Regions from separate parts of the Mus musculus genome. Here region 1 is linked to region 2. The links are chromatin contacts, found by POLR2A ChIA-PET in ENCODE. All regions are on one chromosome and are shown on one strand. Each heading gives the region's core, a stretch centred on a gene start or an enhancer-like site at or near the end of the contact. The rest is flanking DNA. Distances are from core to core; before and after follow the strand shown.

The links. ChIA-PET counts read pairs that join two places held with the same protein, here RNA polymerase II (POLR2A).
Region 1: POLR2A ChIA-PET joins it to region 2 with 16 read pairs in embryonic stem cell. The contact joins the promoter of 1700122E12Rik here to the enhancer-like site in region 2. POLR2A ChIA-PET finds 5 or more read pairs at or near these places in 3 of 5 experiments (Patski and embryonic stem cell).

What each region holds. Positions count from the first base shown.
Region 1 is chr8:84,845,600-84,848,403 of GRCm38, reverse strand. 1700122E12Rik (a long non-coding RNA gene) reads right to left here and starts at 1,257. Exons shown (of 3, transcript XR_106144.5): 1 at 1,084-1,257; 2 at 109-334. It overlaps Calr (calreticulin), which reads left to right and starts at 1,473. Exons shown (of 9, transcript NM_007591.3): 1 at 1,473-1,696; 2 at 2,053-2,154; 3 at 2,339-2,542. The coding sequence starts at 1,606.
Region 2 is chr8:84,737,602-84,740,670 of GRCm38, reverse strand. All of the region lies in intron 2 of Nfix (nuclear factor I/X), which reads left to right. Among named protein-coding and RNA genes, the nearest start is that of G430095P16Rik, 16 kb to the right of the region's middle. Within about 2 kb of position 1,555, at least 1 of the 3 ENCODE cell types and tissues checked has a DNase peak (open chromatin) inside an H3K27ac peak, as active enhancers do.

The sequences.
Region 1 (2,804 bases), core at 8-2,507, 110 kb before region 2:
CTCCTGTCCTTTATTTCATTGTGTTAAAGCAGTGTATCATTTAACCCAGGCTGGCCTCAAACTCACTATGCAGCTGAGAACTGAACTTTTGACCCCTGCTTCACTCACCGTCTTGGGTACTAGGACAAAGCAGAAGGCATCAAGCATATGTGTCAGTGGCACAGGACTGGAGGGAGGGTCAGGTCAGTCACAGGTCTGTCAAGATCATGTTGAACTTGGGTGTCCTCCAGTGGGACCTTCACCAGCAATGCTGAGTTCTGTACACTGCCTGGGGGACAGGGTGGAGACCCAGCTTCTTGACCTCAAGTGTCATTGCTTGACTGAGTTCCTCTCACTGCAAAGGAAGCACGCCATTTTTGTAAGGATTCCTTCTGCGCAGTTCATAGTCTTGTTTCAGGGTTCCCAATTCCTCAGTTTGGAAACACCTCCCATCCCCCATCCCCTACAGGTACTGTTCTTCCTCCTCCAGGCAGCAGGCAGAGTCACATGATTTGAGTCAGAGGACTCCAGATCCAAGGGTCCTGCTTATCTCACTAGAACTATCACCATAGCCATCTGTGTCCTTTTTCCTCCTCAAACGGCACCCCTTGCCTTCTGCCGTTTATTGCAAAAGCCAAGTCGTTTGTGGGAGACCACAAGAAGTGACTCCTTTCATTCTCCAGCTTAAGAGAAAGAGAAAAAAAAAAAAAACAAAAATCAAAAAACCCCTACTTCTCACCCAAGAAAACACGCTTACACTCACACCCCTGAGACTTCTGTGTTTCCTGCTCTTGAACCGTGGACAGCCCTAAAAGGTTTAAAAGCATTTCTGTCAAGATAGCTCAGGGTCACCCCTGTTGGCTTCTGACATTTCAGGGAGGCGAAATGACTTGTATCATGTCACACAGGCTGCAGGGAACTACGGGACGAGAGGAGAAAGCTGGTACGTTCTCTATGGCCTGAACAACTGTGGAACCAGAATGCAGCGAAACCTCAGGATCCTGGCTGGCCCTTGACCTTATCCTGAATAGGAAACGCTCGCCATCGGTGGGCGTTCCCTAGGTGCAGGACAGACGGAACGTGAAAGTTGCAAATAATCCTTACTTCTTCCCTCTGACCAGAGAGGATGGGAAAGGGCCGAAGCTAAGGACCCGTCTCGGTCCCGCACCGCACGGTTAACACCTGGTACCGCTCGCGCGGATTCTTTAAACGACTCCTAGCGAGCCAGAGACTCTCAGCAGCAAGGGCGGGGTTGGGCTGAGGTTCAGTCACGTGACCGTGCCTGAGTGGGCTAGCGGCCCCCACCCCACCAGGGGGCGTCCCCCACAACGCGTGGTCGACCCTCATTGGCCCATAGTGCGACCAATAGAAATCAGCCATCTGGGATCCCAGCGTTCCGAGCCACAGCCTAACTTGCTGAGCCAACTGGGAAGCAATGGAAAGGGACAGCTGTAGGTCTAAACCAGTCAAAAGGACCGAGGGGCGGGCTCAGCGGCTGTGTCAGGTTCGGGTGAGAGGTAGGTGAATATAAATTGAAGCGGCGGTGGCCGCGTCCGTCAATACCGCAGAGCCGCTGCCTGAAGATCGTCTTAAAAGGCCTGTGTGCCGCCGCCCCCTCGGCCCGCCATGCTCCTTTCGGTGCCGCTCCTGCTTGGCCTCCTCGGCCTGGCCGCCGCAGACCCTGCCATCTATTTCAAAGAGCAGTTCTTGGACGGAGGTAAGGTCTGGGCCCGTCTCGAGGCCGCTTAGCGACTGCTGGGCCCCGAGACCTCGGCTGCCTCGTCGTGTGTAATGTAATTACCGTTCAGAGGGCCAACACTGTGGCCCCAGAGGGACTAGGGCCGCGGGCGGTTCCATGTGTGCGTCCTTGTGGGACTAGGAAGGCTCAGCCGTTTCCCGCCCCCAGAGTTAGGATTCGTCCAAGGACCTGAAGCCCATCGAGATGTCAAGTTTGAGGTTGGGATGGGAATCCCCTTCCCCACCCCCACCTGCTTGTAGCTCCTGACAGACGTTGGTTATGGGGGCGGGGGTCGGACGGCCCCGCTAATCTGACTCTATGCCCTTCCCTTTCAGATGCCTGGACCAACCGCTGGGTCGAATCCAAACATAAGTCCGATTTTGGCAAATTTGTCCTCAGTTCTGGCAAATTTTACGGGGACCTGGAGAAGGATAAAGGTACAAGGGAGTGGGTGCAGGACAACTTCCTGGAGGAAGCTGTAGTCAGCACATACATCTTGTTGGGGCTTTTCCCAGGAACACGGGAGCCAAGGACAGGTGGAGGAAGGAAGGGAGGTCAGCCGTGCCCCTCTAGGTCTAGGGTATTCCGGGTTCACCTGATGACAGTCCCATTTCATCACAGGGCTGCAGACAAGCCAAGATGCCCGATTTTACGCACTGTCCGCCAAATTCGAACCCTTCAGCAATAAGGGCCAGACACTGGTGGTACAGTTCACGGTGAAGCATGAGCAGAATATCGACTGTGGGGGCGGCTACGTGAAGCTGTTTCCGAGTGGTTTGGACCAGAAGGACATGCATGGAGACTCAGAATATAACATCATGTTTGGTGAGGGGCCCCCAGCCAGTGCTGACCTCTGCCGGTTGGACAGTGGGTGCAGACTGAAACCCTTTGTAACCAGAATGCTGATCTTCATACCATGGAAAGCACTTGAATGATGAAAATTTTTGTCCTGAAGGACAACTTTATTAGTTGGTGTACAATATTACTTGAAGACTTATATTGTTCATTTGTATGATATTTTCTACGTGTTAATAATTTTAGAAATGATGCTAATGACAGGGTCTAAAAATCAGTGAAAAATCTGAGC
Region 2 (3,069 bases), core at 306-2,805:
CTAGTCCATACTACCTGGAGGCCAGGGCCTTCTCTACCCACCTCCCACATTTCCCTTTTAGCAGCTTATAAGCTTCCATCTTTTTGGCTCTGCTCCCAGAAGGGGCTGCTCAGGGCTCCCGGAGGGCTAAGGAGAAAGTCAGGCTTCTTGGGGGCTGTAAGAGAGGGGCTGCTGGACACATGCCCTCTCCTCCAGGTCAAGAGAGCTTCATGTAACACACACACACACACACACACACACACACACACACACACACACACACTGGGGAACTCCTTTAAATAGGGATGGTGAGTGTAAAAGGTTGTGGGGCACTTCTGCTGGCCTCTGGGGCCTTGGCAGACCATCTTTTCAAGGTCTGTCTCCACTTCTCCTGTAGAGCCTGTCACAGTGATGGAGAATGCAGGTTTCAGTCAGTCTGGATCTTGCTCAGGCATGACCTCAGAGTCAGGTCACCTGCTGAGAGAAAGTCACAAAGGCATAGGAGCGCATGTTACACGCCAAGGACCTTGTCCTTTATAGAACACTCTCAAGCCTTTGGGGACCAAGTGACCAGGTGGGGTTGTAGCTCAGAAAAGGAGCTGGCCAAGAGTGTGCAGTCAAAGGGGCAAATGTGAGAGAGGAGGCCCTATTAGTGCATGCCTGAAGCTGCAGGATTCAACTACTGCTCTAAGTGAGCCAGTCCTGGCCCCTGTGAACCTTTGTAATTGTACAGACATTTTGGTTGGGGCTAACAGGAGGCTTAGCACCAAATGAGCAGAGGCCTGGGATGCTGTCTGACCCACAGAACATGGACAGTCCCTGCACTGCATCCCAGACAGTGTCCTGGTCTCCGGGTCCACAGTATGAGGGTTAAGAAGAAATGTGTCTTTTCAAGATTTCAGTTCTTTCTTCATTCCCTTTGCCCCTCTGGGTTCAGGACACACACACACACACACACACACACACACACACACACACACACACACACACACACAGATCTCAGGATTCACACACATCAGGACATTCACAGGCACTGGCACACAGAACAATCTGGGAAGTTGGTCCTGCACTTAATTGAATTAAGGGGCTGGGTTTGGCAGGACATTGTGTATCTGAGCTGCACTTTCTTACACGAGGCAGGAGGCAGCCACTCAGGCCCCCTGAGCAAGCTGTCCCTTCCTCCTTTTCCCTCCAGCCCTCCACTTCCCTTGCCAAAGATCATACACAGGAATAGCCCTCTCAGTTGCTTGCTTTCTCCCCATGTTACTCCTTGATGCTCAGCTGGTGTAAGTTGAGGACCAGGGCCTCCTGAGAAGGTGCTTCCAGACTGAGGCTGGGGCACTGTCGGGGAGAACTAACGGGCCAGTCTCTCCGCCTGGTTCCCATCCTATATTTGCATAGGAGCTGCAAGTACTGCTGAGTAGAAAGTGGAACAGGCCAGGTGGCAGTGGCACAGGCCTTTAATCCCAGCACTCAGGAGGCAGAGGTAGGCGGATCTCTGTGAGTTGTACAGAGCAAGTTCCAAGACAGCCAGGGCTACACATAGAAATGCTGTCTGAAGGAGGGAGCGGGAGAGGGTGAAGCAGTCTTTCGGTCTTTGCCAAATTTAAACCTCTGACCACTACCTAAGAGATAGGAATGATTTGCTCTTGATATTCCAGGCCAGTAGCCCTACGAATAGGTGCAGAGCATGCCTGTGGAGGCTTGGAGGGCTGGGGCCCGAAGCCCTTCCTCACGGTAACCAGGTGGGGCAGAATGTGGTAAGCTGACAGTCCCTTAGAGTTCTGTCTCATCTGGCATGCATTCCCACTTCAGCCTCTGCTGAAGGGTCTCAGGTATCTGATCTCAGCCCAGAGTCAAGGCTCACTCTGAGAAGTCCTCACCAGAGCCTAATTTTGGTCCCTGGGAGGGCTCATCAGGAGTGAGACTAGAGGACAATCAGGCCAGCCTCCCCAGCGCCATTTCCAAGCACACCACAGCACAGCACAGTCTGGGTCCTGCCACTGCACTGCCCCGAATCCATTCAGAGGAAACCCCAAGCAAACTCCTAACAGCGGGCAGTGAAGGCACCCAGGGAGCCATGGAAGGGATCCCAGCCCTTCTGAAGCCCAGTGGGTGGGGGTTTCCTCCCTTGACTCCTGTGTGCTGGGGCTGGGGACTGACCAATGGATGAGGGAGGCAGCCAGGTCCAGCCAGACCCTTCGAAGTAATCTGTACTGCCCAGGGTCAGGGGGGCTGCAGGGCTGGCCTCACCTCGGCTAACCTCTGGGCGGAACAAAGGGGCCTTTCTCCCGCTTGCAGCCCGGGAGGGTGTGCCTGCCTGTTTCTGCCGCCCTCACAAGCACAAGCGGCGCTTTCCTGTGCCGAGGTTTTGTTTTTGTTTTTGTTTGTTTTTTCTCTTCTTGACTTCTCCATTTTTCTCCCTGTCTGACGCTCCTATTCTGGCTTTCAGTCCCCATCTTTTCACTCCTGCCATGTGGGTGGTAGAAAGATTTTTTTCTTTCCAAGAGTTACCAAGTGTAAAGACAAGTTAGCACCGAGGGTGTCCAGCGCACCTTGGGGGCACTCTTGGGGTCAACAACAGAAAACTCTCAAATGGGAAGCAGCTTACTGGGGCCCGGATGGACCCCTGCGGACCAAACACCTGGCAGCCTCACCTTCTGCTTCTCCTTGCCTCCCTTTTGGAGGCCTCCTTCCACCCCGTTCCCCACTGCAAGCTGTTCCTATTCAAGGTGTATGGCGAGCTCTGCCCTGACCACATCCGAGAATGTGCTTGTGCAGTCATGGGAGCCGCTGTCTGAGGCAGCTCCGTTCCTGATACAGATGCGAGGTCTGGTGGTCATGCTGGGTTCTTGCCCTTCCTGCTGGGCTCAGCACGTGTTCAGAGGGAACCCTGTCTGCGGAACTTCTAGGCCAGCACCCCACGGGCTCGCCCTACTGTGACCGGCAGAGGGCAGCTAGTGTTAACTCGCTGCGCCACCTAGCTACCTTGTTGGGGAGCGCAACGTGAAGCTCCTTGAGCCCCCGCAGGGTCCTCAAGGATCTTTGGCACCTGCTAGCCTGATGTATAGGTGGATTGGTGTTTGTATT